Regions from separate parts of the Homo sapiens genome. Here region 1 is linked to region 2. The links are chromatin loops, found by intact Hi-C in ENCODE. Cell type or tissue: MCF 10A. All regions are shown on one strand. Links, peaks and the distances in the headings refer to the core of each region. The heading gives the core; the rest is flanking DNA.

Region 1 (10,447 bases), core at 974-8,973, 130 kb before region 2:
AGCATGGAGGCTAGTGTGGCTCCAATTAATGCCGGCTGTATGAGAAACATTTAAACTTGGAATTCAGCTAGCACTATGGATTTTGTAACTAGTCATCATCTCCTTCATTAATAAGCAGTTAGTGACAAAATCAGATCACATCATCTGTGCAGTTAATTACAAGCTGGAAAATATTCAGGGTATACAAATTTTATTAGCATGGCTGACATCTGTCAACTATTTTGGTTAATTACTCTTGAATTTGGATTCTAGTCTTCAACTATTCCAAATTTTAATATATTTGACATAAACGGTTTGCAAGCTACCATTATCTCTGTTGAGTATTTTTACCTTATTCCTATTCTAAAATTGTCAAACATAAGTAGTGTTAGCTCTCATGCTGACATAGTTCTTGTAGCTAAATAAAATAAACTGTTAATTAGTACAATGCTATCTACCACAAGGTTAAGTTTTTTTGTTAATGCTTATTAAATATTCTCTGCATTGCTATATAGAACATAAAATATCTTGAACTCTCTTAATTACATGTTAAGGATATAACCCTGAAACTTTTCTCTTTACTTGGGAGGGAAAAAAAAAAAAAGCACTTAGATTTTTATTTTTACAGGCTGGATATGGATAGGGTATTGTGTTGCTTTATAAGTAAACATGCTTCCCACACCTCATCTAATCTACACATCCTTTATAGAGCAGGCTTCTTGGGAGAAATTAGTTTTTAAATGAAAGAAGACTGGGGCAAAACGAAAAGATCAAAAGTGTTCGGAGGGAATGGAAGAGACAGAACACAGTGAGTAGAACAAGTAATTCACAGAAAGTAAAGCAAAAGCAGTTCACTCAACAGTTTACATTTCACAGGTAGTCACTGGCAACAAGAACACACAAAAGGAAAAAGGAAAAATGGAGAAAATATGCTAAAAACAAAACATATCAAGTGCACTAAACTTGTACAATTACTCACTTTTAATTTCCCCATGTTACTATAATAATTTTCCATATTCTCAAAGAAAATAGGCTTAGAGAAACTAAGTGAATCCCTAAATTTGAAAAGTTAGAAAAGGGCAGAGTGGTGATTTGAACTCAGGCAGGTTGACTTCATGCCCTCAACCACAATACAACCTTGTTTCCAAAATGTATATTCTCCACTTAAAAGAGAGGTCTTAGGAGGATAGTGTAGGCTCACTCTCAAGGATAAATATGTCCTGAACTGTCTTTCAGAAAGGGTTAATTTGCAATGACCCAGTTACCATTCCATTTGTGGTCTTTATGTAACTGATCAACATGGGTGTCACCTATGGTGGTAATGAATGATCCAGCTACCTGACACATACACGAGTTGAACCTTGGCTTCCTTACTATAATCAATACTCCTTTAGAAAAATGCGGAGCTTTAACATGAAAGGCTATGTGCTATAAAAGACATGGCTATCTAAGTACATATGGCACCCTGATCTCTTTCCTTCATAACTAGAATTAGGCTGCTCCCAATAATAATGGCTTAATCTTCTTTTTTGGAGAATGTGGATATTCCTGAACCTCTGGCTTAAATCTATCATAATCTCACCCAAAATGCCCACCATCTGGCAGGTACCAGCAGGCTAGGTGAGTACACGTAACGGTCAACTGGCATCTGTGGCGTGAGGATGCTTGTGGAGAGCTGCTCTGGATAAGGCATCCCGTATTCATACCTATCATATTAAGTGGGGATTTTGTGGAGAATCACTCAGGCAAATCAAGCAAAAAGACCAATTCCCAGTGTTCTGCTTAATGTAATTTCAAGGTACCCTAAGTATCACTTTTGGTTTATGATCGGTGACACTGAGTGGTTTACATTTTAAACGCAGATAATGGTTTTACATGTGAGAGACTCAGAAATGACTCGATGTTGTTAAGATGTCTATTCTACCCAAATTGATTTACAAGATCCAATGCAATCCCAGTCAAAATCTCAGGATATCTTTTGGTAGAAACTAACAAGCTGTTTCTAAAAAGGAAAACAAAGTTGGGAGGCTAATGATACCTGACTTCAGGAATTATGATGAAGTGACAGCAATCAAAATAGAGTGGTTGCAAAGAGACACAAATGTATCAACGGAACAAAACAGAGTCCAAAAATAGATCCACACATACATGGACAAGTGATTTCCAAGAAAGTGAATAGGCAATTCAGTGAAGGAAGGGAAGCCTTTTCAACAAATGGTGCTGGAACAATTCATGTACACACACAAAAAGAGATTTTGGTTTTTTTTTGTTTGTTTTTTGTTTTTTTGAGATTTTGGATCCACACATGTCATGATGTACAAGAGTCCTCCTTATCTGCAAGAGATACATTCAAAGGCCCCAGTCAATGCCTGAAACCAGATAGTACTGAACCCTATATATACTGTTTTTTCCTATTCATATTTACCTATGATACAGTTTAATTTATAAATCATAAAATAAAATATTAACAATAACTAGTAATAAAATAGAATTATAACATACTGTAATAATAGTTATGTGAACATGGGCTGTCTCAAAATATTTCACTGTACTATACTCACCTTTCTTCTTGTAATGATGTGACATGGTACAATGCCTATGTAATGAGATGAAGTAGGGTGAAAGACGTATGCATTGTGACGCAGCATTAGGCTACTACTGATTATCTGTATTCTTGAATCTGTGTAACTATCCCTCACTTGGTGTAACTCATTTCAAGGGATCCCTTGCTCAAGTCGTCATATAGGCTGAATGATTCTGGCACAACACATTGCTGTCAATTGGAACATCTTTTTGGTTCGTATCTTCCACTCACAAATTTACCTTTCCACCTTAACTAAGCACTTAATACACATTGTGGCCATAACTTTTGCAGTTTGAGGTGCAACAGCAAGACCAGCATAAATTTACTTGTCCTGTTTCACAATTTCATGGATAGATTTGTTCTTAATCTTAGCAACCTCAGCATATTTTTCTCTTTCCTTCTTAAGTCAAGAACGTTCACCTTTTCATTTAAAGGAAGCACTTTCTATCTTCTCTCTGGCACATCCTAATTGCCAACAACACTACTCCTATACTTTGTGGTCATTATTAATTAAAATAAGGGTTACTTGAACACAAGCACTGAGATACTGCAACAGTTGATCTGATCACTGTGAACCTCAAAGAGCAAATCCCTCAAGATGAATCCTGAGGGGCTAACTGAGTCTAATGGTCACACATGTACCCCAAGTTTCCAGAAAACCTACACATCTGTTTAACTCCGAACCTTCGCAGCTTACCATTCCTGTTCAGGCCACCTGAACCAACAGACTGTATAGCCTGCACCAACCAATCAGAAATCACTTGCACTGAGCAACCTGAACTAAGCAAGGTGGACTCCTTCATTTGAAAAAATATACCTGAATGCAAACCTGGGCAGAAAGATGCTCTATAAAAGCTCCATCCTTCCTTTGTTCTCTGGAATACACCTTCATTTTACAGGGCACAAGGGATGGTGCGAGATTCCATCACACTACTCAGGACGGTGCACAATTTAAAACTGATGAATTATTTACTTCCGGATTTCCATTTAATGTTTTCGGACCACAGGTGACTGAAACTACAAAAAAATGAATATGCAGGTGAGAGGGGACTACTGTGAATATGTCAAAGCATATCAAATTATATATCTTAAATATTTCCCATTTACTATATTTCAATTATATCTCCATAGAGCTATAACTTAAAAAAAAAGTCCAGCACAGGGTAGTTTGGGAGTTAATGTAATTATTATCCCAATCTGACCTGCCTCAGGGCATCTGAGGACAGCACAGTGCCCTCTAGTAAGCAAGGAGGTCTTCAAGGGTGTAGTTAAAGCTGTCATGGCCATTCTCACTATCTTCCTCCCACAAAGCTGGTGGCTTTAAATCATGATCATAAAGCTAAATCATGTATAAATGACAATGTTTTTTCTGTTCTATAAAGCAAGCTGTATCTTATCCAAAAGTGCATCAGATCATTAAGAAACAAATTCAAAAAGAGAAATGTACTGACTTTTTAAATCCCATTAGAAAGTATTAACTATGCCATCCCAGGACATTCCCACAACAGTGACTCACAGAGGCATTCCCTTACAGATTCAGAATGAGTAGTATGTTGCAATCTGGATTTAGCTTATGCTTCTTGGCACATTAACTGATTGCTGTCCACTGAGTCTTAGGAAAGGTTGACCAAACCCGAAACAATCTAACATTACTCTTCACTAGTGCTCTAGAGGCTTGTAAGGAGCGCAACAGTAGTCTCTAGAGGAACAGCTGCATCCGGAGCTTGCATGCTACTCATATATGATGACTTGAGAAACATTAGCTTTATTGGTTTTTAAGCAAGAAAGCGACACACGTTTTAGATGAAATGTTCACTCAGGGGAAATAAAAGAGTTTATTTATCTAAATAGGTTAACTATATTGTGTCTAACCACCACCCCAAAAATGTGATGAACTGCACATTTGAGATGTTGGATAATTAATAGAAAGGGGGGCCGGGCATGGTGATTCACACCTGTAATCCCAGCACTTTGGGAGGCTGAGGCAGGCTGATCACGAGAGGTCAGGAGTTTGAGACCAGCCTGGCCAACGTGGTAAAACCCCATCTCTACTAAAAATACAAAAGTGAGCTGGGCGTGGTAGCAGGCAACAGTAATCCCAACTACTCGGGAGGCTGAGGCAGGAGAATCACTTCAACCCAGGAGGCAGAGGTTGCAGTGAGCCAAGATCGCACCACTGCACTCCAGCCTGGGCAACAAGAGTGAAACTCCATCTCAAAAAAAAAAAAAAAAAAAATATTAATACAAAGGGGAAGAAAACAGGGTTGCTGCCAATGATGGAACTTAGTAAAGTATAAACTTTTCAGGATAAAGACAGATGAGTTGTTTGAAGTGAAAGGAGAAGATTCCAAGGACAGAAAGATTAAGAGTTTACTGAGGAAAGAAAGAATCAAAAACTTGGGTTGGCAATAGAGATGAGAGGTCCCACACCAACTAAGTGACAGCCCCAGATTGAAGCCAGACACCGTCCACTCCAGAGCCCATGTTCTTAACCATCCTACTGACCAACTCCTGCATGCCATCAGCAGCACTGACACATGGGCCTTCACAATGGACACTTCATGAGACTGGCAGTGTCTCTGCAGCTGTCCTCACTGTGTAGACAGCACAGATAAGACAGAAATAGCGGCCACAGAAAACGTAACATTTATGAAGCTTCTCTCATATGTAAATGTTAGAATCTAGAATACATCATTGTAAAGAAGAAATTATTTCGAATACACAGCATATTCTATTTTCTCTGTCTTCACATGAAGGTGATAGATATAGCAGAGACAACAGGCACATACTATAAAATGATTACCCTAGTTAAATGTTTTTATGCAGAAGTCATATTCATTGGGAATATAAAATAATATAGGTCTTAGCAGCAAACGTTCAGTTTAGTATTAACTATGATACATAAAATAAAATGAACAAAAAGACCATGCAATGCAGAACATTAAAAGCACTCTGGGGCAAAGGCAGGATGCAGGGGGCTAGGTCAAGAGATCTGGGGTGCGGGTTAGCTGTAAATAACTTAATTATTCCAAGTCCATTTCTTCATCTATAAAATGCAGAATAATTCCACTTGCCCCAACAATGTCTCAGGTCTTAGAGGATTAAATGAGAGAGTGTAAAAGAAACTGCCAAGGCTCATACACAAACGTAGGGGGAGTATTCTCATTACCACTGCGTTCTCTCTTTCAGAGATGTCAACTACGTAATCCCTTCACTTGGTTTCAGTACTACAAAAGATGGAACTTCTATTCAGCCAAAGCTTCCACTAAGGTATCTGAATAATTTTTTGGTATCCTTAATCATATCTAATTTTTTTAGTATTATTAATTTTTTGGCAGAGACAGGATCCGACTCTGTCACCCAGGCTGGAGTGCAGTGGCACGATCACAGCTCACTGAAACCTGAAACTCCTAGCCCTGCCCCCTGAAATAGGTGGGACTACAGGCGCGCACCATCACATCCAGCTAACTTTATTTTTTGTAGAGAAGGGGTCTTGCTGTTGCCCAGGCTGATCTCAAACTCCTGACCTCAAGCAATCTTCCCACCTCAGCTTCCCAAAGCTCTGAGATTACAAGTGTGAGCCACTGCACCCAGCCGATCACACGTAATTTTGACTGCTGGCACATGAAATAGAGGATTACTGGTTTGTAAATTTTCACATCTTTTTTTAAAGTTTGCTCTCTACACACTGCAAAACATTAGTGACATTATGCTAAAACATTCTTTATAGAAACTCGCATTTTGTCCTTACAAATGATTACACTGATTTTTTAATTCCACCCCAAGGCCCACCCCTCAAATCTGGGAAATAACAATGTTATAAGACTTTTTAAGAGAAAAAAAAACTTTTATTACTTACCACTCAGGTTTTCAGACATATTTTTTGCATTGGAATATCTCCTTTCACCCCTGAAGGGTACTGAACAATAAAGGTGAAGGACTACAGTAAAATGTCCCGTATTGATTTTTAAAGGATGTATTAATCGTCTTTTAGTGTCATGAGATCATGTGGAAAGAAAAGCAATGTGAAATCAGACCAGGCTCTCCTGGACTGATAGAGGAGCAGCCGCTGCCCCTTACATATATAACCCAGGAAATTTTTTTTATTGTGACTAATCCGTTAGACATTCTATGTTCTACATTTTTTGCTCAATAAAATAAATAAATAATGAGGTAAAGATACACTTTCATTACAGAACATTCTATTGTCTATGTAGGTTCTTGGGGAGGGTAGACGAGTTTTTAAAAGGCAGTTTAACATTCTTCTGGCTCTTATTCACAACTCTAGACTACAGATTTCAGGGAAAGGGGAAGACAGTGAGGACAAAGAATCTGTTCTAATTTAAACATTCTTCACGATTTAGTGGCAATTACTTCTTTTAAGGTTCAGTCACCTTCAAAATATTACACGATAAAAATAAGAGAAAAATATTACATGGTTCATAGCCAAGAACATTAATAAGAGTACTTTCTAAAGTATAATCATTATTTTCATTTTCTATTTAAAATTTTTCATTTTTTATCACCTCAGTTGCCAAATTTCAATCTTCATTGATTAAAAACACAGCAAAACTCCTTGCATACAGATTTATTCAGGTTTGCAAACATTAAATCATCATTAGATTAGAATGACAAGCATGACAAAATTAATACAGCAGAAGAGGTTCAGGGAAATATAAAATCTAAAATGTATTGAATTAGGTTTTAAATTGAACCCATACAAGCTTAAGTTCAATGAAAACCAATATTGCACACTTTTTAATCAATTATTTCGTAATCATCCCTCTAAATCCTTTAATTTACCGAGAAATCCTATCTAAAAAGTTTTCTAAAGTCAGCCATAAAATACCACTGAAATGCAAATTGGGTCTAAACTTCCACTAAGTCCATCAAATGTCAGCTTACTTCATCAAATCACTTTACATAAATGAATCTTAAAAATGTCTTCAGTGTTCATTAATGTTACAATTAAGAACCATATTATATTGAAAATAAAACAACCTATTTTGAACAATCATGGATTTAAACTCTTTAAAATAACTTATCATGCAAATCACATGATATTAAGCTCATTTATAACTTCTAAACAGAATTTAAACCTCTCCAAAGTTAATGTTTAGGCCAGAGCAACAGTTCTGCTTTTTCAACTACATCCAATAGAAGAACCTTTGTTGCTTCCTTTAACACAATCTTGTTAACAAATGATCACTGGAGAGGTTAGGGCTGGAAATATAAGTTTGAGAGTAAGTAATCATTGTAAATCCATGAGAAAGCATGAGGGACGTAGAGACTGAATACGAGCAGAGCAGAGAACAAGCCACAAGATGTCCCTTAGAAGACAGGCAGTGGGAGTTGGACTTAGGTGGGGCATGTAAAGTAGGATAGAGATGAGTTACCCTTCACTTCCTCTTTAAAAGCCCCCACAGAGTGCAGTGGCTCACTCCTGTAATCCCAGCACTTTGGGAGGCCGAAGCGGGCGGATTGCCTGAGCTCAGGAGTTCGAAACCAGCCTGGACAACACGGTGAAACCCCGTCTCTACTAAAATACAAAATAATAATAATAATAATCATAATCATAATCATAATAATTAGCTGGGCGTGACTGTCTGTGCCTGTAGTCCCAGCTACTCAGGAGCCTGAGGCAGGATAATTGCTTGAACCCGGGAGGCAGAGGTTGCAGTGAGCTGAGATCAAGTCACTGCACTCCAGCCTGGGCAACAAAGCAAGACTCCGTCTCAAAAAAAAAAAAAAAAAAAAAAAAAAAGGCAGTCCCCTTCATAAGTCAAGTATCAAAATAGGTGGATTTGGTGATCACACTGGAATAGATCTCTCCAGTATAATCTGTTTTAATGCCTAATATTTTGCTTTCTCCCAATCACTATCTTCCATAAATAATGAGAAAAAGATTTCAAAAAAAAAAATACAGAGACTTTTGCAAAATTATTAAGAATCACAATAACTAAGAAATCTTTAATTTATTTGAAGCTGAACAAGTTGCAATGAACTAATCAGAAAAAGAATTACATAATTTGGTACTTTTGGGATATAACTTTGTATCTTATTAATGGGATCCAGACGGAGATTTGACAGTTAGGAAAAGTATTCAAAAATTGTTGTAAAATTTTACTTCATCATCTTTCCTCTAGAAAACTCACCTGTGAGATGAGAAAACATGAAATAAACACTGCGATGAAATGGCCAATTCTAACCTGTATCTCAGTTTTCTGGGCTCAATGAGGAGTCTTGGCAGGCTCCACTAGGGTGTGCTCTGTCCCCCCCCATGATTCTATCTACACTCCCTGCAGATGGTTCCAACTCTGAACCCCAAAAGCAGATAGGCCTGGGTTAATGATGGCAACAACTCACACCTCACAGGGAGGCAAATCGAGAGAACTGGTTAAAACCATCCACACTCGGTAAAGTTGGCTTGGGCTGAAACCCCAGCTTGGTTACTTAGCTGGCAAAATGACCTTAGGTGAGCTACTTAACATCTTTGAGCCTGAGCCAGAGATGTCCCATCTACAAAATGGAGATAATACTTAAGGAGCTGTGAGGATTAAAATGAAAAACATGCAAGATCCTTAATAAATGTTAGCTGTAGTTATGACACTCCGTCTTCTCCAAGAGAAGTGGTTGGCACGCGAGCTACGCAAACTTCCTCAGGGTAAACCACAGTGGCGTAGGGCACATAGCCTCAAAACAACAGGGAGGACACCTAAGTAAAAAGTCCACCTCATATACCAAAACCAAGGCGAACAAGGTGGAAATTCTCTTACAGGCTCCTGATGAAAGAAAAATCATGTTGACATATTCATCTGCATTAGAAGAATTTTAAAACATGATTTCCTAATCTTCTCTCCATCACGCTGACTCTTTGGCCTGGTAGAGTGAGTAGTACAGCTACTGAGCCTTCAAAAAGAGAGGAAAAAAAAATCATCACAAAATACGCCAAAATTACCAGCAAGAACAGGTCATAAGATGAGCCCATATGGATAGATTTTGCCTTGTTTCTGTTTCATTGTTGCACCTCCTTCTATTGACTGCACAAATGGAACACTACTTTAAATCATCAGATCTGTGGGATGAAAATTCTTAACACTTCCTTCTTAATGCATTGCGGTAGTTATGCGCAAAGTATCCTAACAAAAGTTAAACTTATTAATAAATCATTATATTTACAATATCATGACTTTCATGTAAAACTGTGTCTAAAACACATATTTCTGAAGTCAACCACGGCTTGTATGTACTCTGTAAGGTTGTCAAGCTTGTGATTTACAAGAGCCATGTTCAAGATGAGAACGTCTCAAATTTACAATAGTATTCTTTTTTCCTCCAAGCACTGACTATTGCTCTTAAAATTTTTCTGAATCAATTGAGCTGGAATGACAAAAAGATTTCCAACATGTTTGTATTTGATGTTGGTCCCTAAAGCCTGCCATACAAAGATTAACCATTTCTTGGCCAGCCAGTCTTTAATGTAGCAATTCACTTAGTCATTGTGCTAGAAAATTGTTTCTATTTCATATAAACCTAAGGAAGAGGAAGAAGAAATAGGGAAAGAGAAAAAGGAGGAGATGCAGACACAGAAAGAGAAAAAGAGGAGAGTTTACCAACCAAATACAATAATCCAGGAACCTTCCTTACCTCTTCTGGAGAAAAGAAATAAAAACAACTTCATCCAATAAAATAAAATAAAATACTACTGGAAATAAAAACTTCAACCCCTCCTCTCAAGAGACGAAATGACTAAACCAAATATCAACTAACACACACCTTTTGAAGTGTGAAAGCATGTGTAGATTACAGCAGTCTGGTTTAACATTCACTTGAAGCTGGTTGAAACTAGAGGGTTGAGGCAGATAACTAGATAATGTGGACGAA
Region 2 (10,447 bases), core at 1,069-9,068:
TACAATGGCGCAACCTCAGCTCACTCCAATCTCCGCCTCCAGGGTTCAAGCAATTGTCCTGCTTCAGCCTCCCAAGTAGCTGGGACTGCAGGTGCATGCCACTGTGCCCAGCTAATTTTTGTATTTTTAGTAAAGATGGCATTTCACCATGTTGGTCAGGATGGTCTCGATCTCTTGACCTCGTGATCTGCCCACCTTGGCCTCCCAAAGTGCTGGGATTACAGGCATGAGCCACCACACCCAGCCATTTCATTTACTCTTGAGTATCATAATACTTTATATGGACATGGAATTCTAGGTTGGTAGTGGATTTCCACTTCCAGCCTTTGATGTTATTATTCAATCATCTTCTGCTATGAACAAAATGCCTGCCAGTCTAGACATCAACTTTCCTCAGACTGCTTTCCTCTTATTTTCTAAGGCTTCATCTACAATATGTCTAGGTATGAATTTATTTTTATTTATCCTGTGTGGGGTTTACTACGGTTCTTGAAACTAAGAGCTCAGGCAGAACTTGTATTGATTATGAAAACTTCTCAGCCATTCTATCTTCTAATAGTGTCTCTCCTACTCTATTTCCTCTTTCTGGAAGCTCACAGAAGGTAATATGAGACTTCCTCATTCTAAAGTTCATGAATTGTAACCACTCATTTTCCATTTCTTTATCCCTTATTACTGTATTCGAAGAAATTTCCTCAGATCTCCTTTAAAAATCTATTGATTTTTCAATACAGTTTTTATCTTCAATTATATCTACCTGGCTCTTTAACCTGTCCATTGAGGTTATTTTTTTTAAAAAAAAACACTTAATGACCATTATTTTCATTTCTAGAAGTCCTACTGGGTTCTTTTCCAACTCCATGTTATTTTTCTAATCTGTGCTCTTTCATTATGATCTTACCCCTTTCATCTCTCATAATTTTAAGCAATTAATCTCTTTCATATATCCTATCATCTCAATCTCCTGGAATACTATTCATCTGCTAACTCTCCTTCACGGTGATTCATTTCCTTGTGTAGCTGGGCAATTTTTGTATTGCAAGCTCATCTATAGCATGACTTGTTTCTTCTGCAAGAGTCTTAGATTTTTAATTTGCTCTGCAGGTCAGTTTCAGACCTGAGGGCTCTATTCATTTCCATAGTTCTAGACCAGATTTTATGCTAATTTGTCTCAGCTTGAAGGTTAGTTGCACTATAAGAAATGTTAAATTTGAATCCACCCCAATTATGAGGTGCAATCTTGGAGTTTAGATGTCCCTTTTTTATTCCTAATGATCACAACCCCAGGAGGACAGCAAGTTTCCTACACTTTCCCAAACCAGTAGGCAAAGTTTTTCTAGTTCTCTTTTCACAGATGGAAAAGCCCTTCAAGGTTTGATGCTAGAGAACCTTTACTCCACCTTCCAAGTCTATGCAGACCCAAGGCCATGCCTCCTACTCCTCCATGAGACCCTCAGGACTAAGCCATTGGGGCGTGTATTCAGATCAGAAACCACCACAGGCCTTGAGCTCCTGATTAACGCCCTAGCTCTGAATTTTCTGTTCATAGCTGGCACCTAGGGATTCCCTGGTATTTTAAACTTCAGAAACGCTTGTTTGTTCTTGTTATATTTTGTCCACAGTTTCTGTGTGTTTATAGCAGGGTGGTGAAGGGAGTCCTCCACATTCAGCTTTGGTGACAATGTTGCTAGAAGCCTCCACGAGTCGCAACATATGAAACAGAAATGATCACTTCAGAGAATTGTGATAATTACTTACCATTCTGCCAAATGACAATTTTTTTTCCCAGCCTCAATAATAGATTTCAAATTTGGAAAAAATATTCCCAAGGTATTTTAAGATCATTTTTGTCACTATGCATTTCAAATGCCTCCATAGTTCTCTTTCCTTGAGAATTTCAATAGAACAAGAACATACCGGTTGACTCTTTTCTCCCTACCCATTCATTCCATAATGAACTTCAATCTACTTTATACTCCTAGAACTCCAGTGAGATTGAGCTCAAAAAGATCACCATTACCCATGTAATCAACAAATCCAATGGCCTTTTGTTCTCATCTATTTACCTCTCTAAGCAAGACTGACCATTCCATTTTTTCCATCCCAATACTACTGCAGTTCAAATATTATTTCTATATTATCATAACCATTCCCTAACTCATCTCCATCACTCTACTCTCCCCCCAGGCCCATCGCCCTGCAATTTATCCAGGTTGTATCCCAGCCAGGCTAATATTAGTATAATACCTCTCCAGTTATGTCAACTGTCCATACTCCCCACTCTACTACCGTGACTCATCACTCCCTAATATTACAGGAAAAGAAAAGATAAATAAGGCAGGATTCCTCTACACAAAAGAATAAATAACACCACCTAACACTTACTGGATGCATGCTATGTACTTGGTAATGCGATAAAAACACCTTACCTACAATCATATCAATCAGCCCTCACAACAACTACAGGAAGCAGGCAGAATCATTACACAATTCTTCAGGGATAAGAAAAGTCAAGATTAATGAAGATTAAGTAGCCAACCCAAGGATGCAAAGCTAGCAAGTGGTTAACTTTGTTTTATTTTATGCCAAGCCTATCCTCTTAAACAGTATGCTATACTGTCTCCACAAATATTTATACCAAAAGCCCAGACCCTCCTCTGGTTGCAAAATTCATCTATCCACACAACTTAACAGCTCTGTCTAGATGCCTCAAAGGTCCCTCACATTAATAAATTCAAAACCAAACTAATGATCATGCTGCCCAGAGGTGGTCCAACCTCAGTGAATGGTTATACTAGCCAACTAGTCATGCAAGCCAGAAACCTGGACGTCACCTTTGATGTTTTCTCATTCACCTTCCATACCCAACCCATGACCAAATCCCATGTATTTTTTGCCTCTTAAATCCCTCTCTAGTGCATCTACCTCTCTCCATCTCCAGCACCACCACCTAGCCCAAGCTGCTACTTTCTCTCACCTCAATTGTTGTTACAGTCCAACACATCTACAGTCATTCATTCTGGTTTCTTCCAACCCATTCTCAATTTTGCAACAAAAATAATGGTTTATTCCCCCCACTCAAGATGACTTTAAAATACAAATCTGATCATTTCACAGATTTTGGACTCAGCACCAAAGCTTTAAGTCTATCTTTGAGGGTCTGAAGCAATAGGAATGCAAAGAGTGGTGACAGCTGGGTTTCAGCCACAAAAAGAAAGCAATTTCCAGTGAATCCAGAATGATGCCAGCACAGACACAGAAGCAAACTGAGAGATGATGGCCAAAAGGACAGTACCCGGGAGCTTTTGAGCATGTGGCTCTAGTTATTCCCTAGGTGGAAGTGAATACTAAACTTGCCAAATGTAAAGAAATTCTCCTAATTATACTGTGATACCCCAGGACTCCTACAATAAAATCCTTTTTTTCTTAAGTAGTTCAGACTGAGTTTCTAGCTTGCAACCAGGAGTTTTAGCTAAGACAACCATTTTAGAAGAGCCAAGACAGCACGCTTAGAAAAAGGGAATATGCCTACAAGGCAAAAATAAAACAAATTCTACATAGAGTAAAAATACCTTTGGCCGGCAAATACATAAATATGCTTAATGTTTGTGAACTCATGTATCTCTTCCTTTTAAAGGTGTTACATAAAATGCTTTAGGGTAACAGCCATGTTTTCTTTTATGTTCTGCAAATCATTACAGCTTACTGTAAGAGCTGAATAAATGCTGAATAAAAAAAATCAGAAGTAAAAGCATGACTATACAATAATATAAATCAAAGTTGCATCCCTGGAAACTTGCTCCCTTTGGGAACAGTTTATACACTCATGTAAAAAAAAAAAAAAAAAATCTTTTTCTAGTGACACTCTGCCACTATTCTATTACCTGGTTTTGATTTCACATAGCTGGGTATTATAAACTCGCCTTGCTCTTAGCCAGAAATTGTACATGTTACCTAAGCATACTAAAAAGTGGTGAATCATGGAAGGAAAAAAAAAAAAAACTTGGCTGTGGAAACCACAGATTATATCCTATATGAACACTTTTTCTGTTGCCATCTGGTGGTTTGTGTATAAAAATCAACACTGACATCCATTGTATAGAAGGGCTTGGTCATACCCTATCAAAATCTCTTTCATTCTTTTTGCATCGCGCCTAACACCTAGAGAGAAGACAAAACTGACCTTCACTTTGAAAACAGGCTCACAAACACACAAAATAAATTAAGGATCACACCAGAGAGAGGGACTCACAAATACTACCACCTGTGGAAATCAGCACCCTTAGTTAAGTATGATAGGTTATACCTTTATGATACAAAATCCCTCCTTACTCTAAAACTGAAATATATTCTAATTAGCCTGCTTGGGTTGCTAAAATTCCTGCTACCAACTATTCTTAATAAAGGCAACTACCAGAGCTCCCCAAGTTTCCATATTCCTCCCCAAATCACCATAGTCATTACGTGGTTATCTCCCTCTATTTTTTTCTCATTGGAAAGACTATTCATCGTTGTAAAATTAAGCTTACACACTTGAGAGCTTCCAACCCCCTCAAGGTAAAGAATTAGGTCTAGAATACCATGGAGAGTTATAGAAAGGAGAAAAGGCAACCAAACACTGCACAAAGACTAATTCTACGTAATAATATGGACCCCAGGGTCTAGCCCATTCTTTGAACCCACAACTCTAAAGCCTAGCCTTATCCATTTAAAAAAAATTTTTTTGAAAATGAACCAAAGCCAAAAACACTGCAGAAACTATAGTCTTACCCATGTTCATCTACCTAATCTCCAAAAATCAGAAATAGATTTACCTGACTATCTGTTTTCAAGAAATTGGACTATTTAATTGATAGCTGTTATCTTCACTAGACATTGTCTGTATATCAATAAAGTGCCAGTTAAGCCTGTTAAAGTGAAAAATTACTGTGTTAATTTTAAAGACCCTTTGTTTTACTAAAAGCCCCTAATGAAGACAATTAAACCAACATAACATTATGTTAAGCACAAAAACAGACATCTACTAATCTCTTTCATTACTGATGGTCACTGTACAGTAAATATAAACATTCTCATCCATCGCCATTTTCTCATATCTTTTTAAGTTTCTCACTGCATTAATTACCTCCAGATTTGTTAGCCTTGCCCCTTCTTCCAGCCATGTATATAAATAAGCATCTCACATTTTAAGAAAATTTATTTCTCCAAATTTCAGGCTTATACTGATAAATTATGGCACCAATTTGTTTTACAGAACCTAAAATTTTGAACATGAACCATTTTTAGGCTAGAGTAAATATATCATGTGTTAGACGGCAGCACCTAAGGAGAAATACTACATTGCATCTTAGTTGTCTTCAACATTGTAAATACTCTGAGAAAAGTAAAATGAAGAAAATTAGGTTCTAAGCTAAGACATATGGAGTTACAGAATCCCCAGACAGGAGACACATGCAGACTCTAGTGAAGGGCAGAAAGGAAGACAACATATAGAAGATCAGAGAATCAGAGTAGAACAATTCTGAACATCTAGTCTAATCCCTCCTTTTATAGGTGAGAAAACAGACTCAGAGAGACTAATAGACTTCCTCATATTGCACAGTAGTTACAGAATGAAGTATAAACGAGGCCTACTGATACTTAGCCCAATGTCTTTTCCATTTACTATATCCATGTTTCTAGGAAAGCTTTATAAAAACTGCTTTCATTCCCACAATACCCACAGGAGATTGGTATCAGGCTGATGGAATGAGTTTCTGGCTTTGGAGCTTTCTGTCAGGAAGCCAACCACCTAAACACTAGAATTGCACATACATAAACAAGGGTTCCCTACAGCAATGCTCCCATAATAATCATGATTTTTGTATTTGGATTTAGTGGCAACACTGTTCACATAATGAAGCTCTAAGAGTAGTAACCTCTCCAGAACAGATCTCAGGTATAGGATCAATAACTGGCAGGTAGGTATCTAACTGTGACAGACTTTTGCATTTCAGGGATTCACTGAAGAACCTATAGCTTCTTTCTACTTGCTACCATAGGATGGCAGGAGGTGCCATATTTGCTGTCCCAACTGACAAAATATGTCCTCCCTCAGGATTATGGCTACGAACGTTTATGCCCTTTTTTTAAAAAAAAGAGGTGTACATACTTAGGGGGAAATTTAAGATAATGCCTTACAGAAATGAAGTCAAATAAAATTTTAGAAACTATGCAAATTAAAATGCTCGGTTACTTTGGGTTAAATGTATAATTGGGTACCAGGAGTATTTAATCAAATAACAAAACATCAATAGCTTTCTTTTGTAAATAAACCTTAATTTTTCTTTATACTACACCTTTCAATGTGATTTTCATTCCCCACCTTGAGCTTAATTCAACTTTCAACGCATTTGGACCTGGAGGTCTACTCTCATAACTACCACTTTCTTTACTTCTTAGAGAAATTTAAGCCGTGACCTAATCAGAATCCTCACTTTGTGTCCATTCCATTCTCTAGTTTCAGTCAGCTGACATTACCAGTCTCTGATCTCTGGGACACCGTAAGGCAGGCAGGCAGAAAGACACTACATGCCACACACCTCTGCCACCTTAGACGCCAAATCCTATGTATTCCAATACAAGCAATACAGGGGCTCTGAGGATGGAAATAACATAAAGGCAACTGGTAGGGAGAATTAAACTACACAGTCTTACCTGATATCACTTAATTACCCACTTAACTTGCAGCCTTCCACGTTGTTTTATCTCAGTATTTGAGGGCCCAGGAAACTTCTGGTTAGGTATAAACCCCAGTATAGCCTAAACTTAACTGTTTACATAAAATGTGTGCTAAGGCAAACTAATAAAAGATCAGTACCTTACAAACTCCACCTCCTTTAGTTAAAGGACTCAAATTCATACACTTCAGTGCAGATAAAAGAATTTTCCAAATGTTCCTCAAATAAATAGTTGGTGCACTCCCAGTAGTCCATTCTGGGGTGGTCTAATCTCTGCCAACAGACCATCATGAAGCTGGAATTCATGTTATGTTATGAAAGAAAAATTGGGGTAGGGGAATACATCAAAATGGTGATAGTCATTTTCTTAGAGGAGACGAATGTGTAGATGGAAGGGGTTACATACATCCCTCATCTCTATTTTCCAAATTATGTAATTTTTATTTTGCAATCATAATCGTAAATAAGGTTTATCTAAAACTTGAGGTCAGATTACTCAATACTGTTTTTAGAAAATATCAACCACCGTCTTTCCCTTTGGTACAGATCTGATTGCTGCCCATTTTTCCCTCTCCTTATAAAGGCAGAGGCTACATGGGAAACGCTCCAGCCCAGGGGTTATGAACTCAAGTTATGTTCAGACTCTGGATCAGACTTTTCATTCTGGCATCACCACTCCTGGTCCTGGGACCTCAGGAAAGTTAGTTAACATCTGAATGCCTCAGTTTTCCCATAGGTAAGATGAGAACAAAAATGCTGTCTACCTCTCAGGAGCTGCTGTGAAGAATAAATGAGCACTTAGTGCTTGGCACGTAAAGGTTCAATAAAGGACAGCTACAGGTGGCTATGCAGACTGCATAGAGGGTAATAACTGCTTATTGTTGGATTTGGAAGACAGTAACCAACCAAGAGACCAGTTGTCTGTTAAATACCCAGTGGCCTAATAAAATTTAATTAACTATCTGAGCACTCACTAAGCAAGACTCTTTATTAAGATGATATTCAAGTAAGGGAGTCTAGAACTCAAGTTCCAGTTGAAACTCAAATTACAAAGTTGTAAAGGGAGTAGGTTAGGAGGAGGGGAAGCAAAGTACTTCTGGATTAATGGAAAGCAACATGGGCCCAAAAGGAAGCTAGATTTGTAGTGAACTCAACACTCTAGCAAACAAGTGGCAGAAATGCCTAATTAGTACACCCTGTCCAAGGCTGGGAATTGGCCTGAGAAAAGTGACCCAGACCACAGAAAAATCAGGCTAAGGATGACAGAGAAATTGAGTGACATTATGGGATTAACCAACACGAGGATTAAAAATAAAAAATAAAAAAAGTAACACAAACATACAAGAATCACTTGAGGAGTTTTTAAATGCATGCTTCTGAGAACCAACTGGTCTGAGGTGGAGTCCAGATAACTGTATTTTAAATTTTCACCAGTGATTCCGATGTACACCTCAGGCAGCACAAAGCAGGGGCTCAACAGTTTCAGTAGGAATAAACGATACATAAGTGAAAAGCTAGTGTACTCTGTTGAGTTTCAAATCATGAACCTGGAACAGGTGTAAGTGAACACAGGCCCAAGGTCCATAAAAGTCACTGCAATTGTTGGGGGAGGACAATAAGCCCAGGAAGGCATGAAAGGGAAATCAAGCCATGTGGCCTCACGTAAAACCATTAGAGCAGTGGTTCTCAAACTTGGCTAAACATGAGAATCACCTGGAGGGAGGAGGGGGTGTCTCAGCATCCTGATGCCCAGATCAAACCTCAAGTTTATTAAAACCAATTCTAGGAGTGACATCCAGGCATCAGAAGTTTAAAGCTCCAGGTGATTCCAATGTGCAACCAAGTTTGAGAAACACTGGGCTAGAGAGTTTCCAGGAAGTCAGCAGGTGTCTGGAATAGGGGGAAACACAAGGTAATAAGTGAGTAGTTCTCGAATTCCAATGTGTATTATAATCACATGGAAAGCAAATGTGGCTCATGGAAGAGGAAGAGTAGGTACTCTACAGCTTCATCAAATTCCCCAGGTGATTCTAACACATACCAAAGCTGGAGAACCATAGGTCCAAGTGGAGACAATTTCAAATGAGAAACTGAGGACTATGAACAAACAGCCCCATGGACAAGAACATTCCTATCCTTTCTAGGCCTGAGGAATGCAAGCTGAATCTAGGAGGTCTACTGAACACTGCCAGAATCAGTAAGCCTGTAAAGAGTCCAGCAGTAAAGCTAAAGGCACCACGGACTTCACACATAAGACTGCTTATACATCTTTAGCCTCAGAAGTCATCCTTCCAAACCACTCACAGCTGGCTCCTTGGTGGATGGCATAAAGAAAGCATGTGTTGCCACCTGCCTTCCAGAATTAAAGACTTGGCTTTTTAGGAATCCGGGAAAGTCACAAGCAATTAAACACACAGCAATAAGCAGAGCATACAACTCAGAAATTCTCATCACCGCATAGAAAGAAGAAACTCCAGGGCATATTAAAGTTACATTTGGAAGACCTGAACCTGGCGGTTCCCATCATGATCAGTTACATAGAGGGTCTGTAACCTAGGTTATAAAAATGTAACTTTTACTGATCAATGTCGCACGTTTTTTCTCAAAATACACGACCTAGCCTACTTACATGAGGTGCAGAGAAATTAGTCATAGCTTCACCTAGCTACAATGTAATAATATGGTACTTAGGAGGCGCTCCAACGTAGTGGTAACTATTCCATTTAGAATGTTACATCTGATAAGATTCAAGAGAATGCACTCCTGCACATATGACCAACTCATCATCCCATCAGAAATCTCTTATAACAGCACCAGAATTTTCATTTTCAAGATACATGAGCTTTTGTCAAATGGTGACATCTCCTCTGTAATATGAATTTTCAATACGATATAAAAAAAGATGGATATATTACACATTTCACAGAGCAAAGAGAACAGAAACCCGTCAATGAACTTAAAATTTGTGACAACCTATCTGAAATTTTACACTAAAAGATCTGTACACTTTCATAAGCCATATAAATGTAAAACAGGTACCAATGTTTTTACTGCCAAAAAGGAATAAAATATTCCTAACAAAGTTCGGTTGTTGCCTTAATATATTTTTAAAATGTATTTTCATTAACATTTCAGTTGTTAAAATGCAATGCTTTACACAACCTTCAAAGTGCAACTGATAAAAACTTGAAATCTATGTAATATACTTCAAAACAAAGCCACTGGCAGATTTTTTCCCCACCATTTCAGTCTGTGCACCAATCTTCAAATGTATGAACGTACAGGTCTTAGTGCAAAATGCAAGTCACTGTTTAAAAAAAGAAAACTTAATAAACACATTATTTTAAAGGTCATCCTAAGTGATTTAGATTTCTTCACTTGAACCTGGTTGCTCTAACAATCTACAGATCCCACTGTACAAAATGACTTAATAAATGCTTTTCTTCCAGAGTAAGTCATTAAGCAAAAAGCACAAATAAGTGAAATGAAAATTTTCCAAGTAATGGAGGAGTTAAATTAACCAGAAATATGGCAATTTGTTTTCATGTAGTAAAACATAAGAGGGAGCATTTATGAAAGCTGGAGGGGGGTGGAGGGGCACAATTTAGATAACGTTACATAAGCATCAATAAAAAAAAGTATGAGTTCGTTGTTAAGCTATTGGATGATAGTTTTGAGCTCAGACCTTTAAAATGTTACAACATTTAAGTCATGTTACTACACATAAA

The links. Hi-C counts contacts between places; a loop is a spot of excess contacts. Peaks named below come from ENCODE experiments on the same cell type or tissue, not always from the same donor. Only the 100,000 strongest peaks of a DNase experiment are listed, where the experiment ranks them.
Region 1: it touches region 2 in a loop (2.6-fold over the local background); 6 of 110 quality-filtered maps call a loop at or near these places.

What each region holds. Positions count from the first base shown.
Region 1 is chr7:3,433,202-3,443,648 of GRCh38, reverse strand. The region is part of intron 1 of SDK1 (sidekick cell adhesion molecule 1); the gene reads right to left. It overlaps LOC124901577 (a long non-coding RNA gene), which reads right to left. Exons shown (of 2, transcript XR_007060196.1): 1 at 9,340-10,447; 2 at 1-3,580. Among named protein-coding and RNA genes, the nearest start is that of SDK1-AS1, 86 kb to the right of the region's middle. In MCF 10A, for the core only: no CTCF peak of the experiment used is centred there; DNase peaks (open chromatin) are centred at 4,158 and 6,728.
Region 2 is chr7:3,302,926-3,313,372 of GRCh38, reverse strand. All of the region lies in intron 1 of SDK1 (sidekick cell adhesion molecule 1), which reads right to left. It overlaps SDK1-AS1 (SDK1 antisense RNA 1), which reads left to right. Exons shown (of 3, transcript XR_001744897.3): 1 at 1-10,447. Among named protein-coding and RNA genes, the nearest start is that of SDK1, 6.9 kb to the right of the region's middle. In MCF 10A, for the core only: a CTCF peak has its summit at 4,073 (motif pointing left); a DNase peak (open chromatin) is centred at 4,002.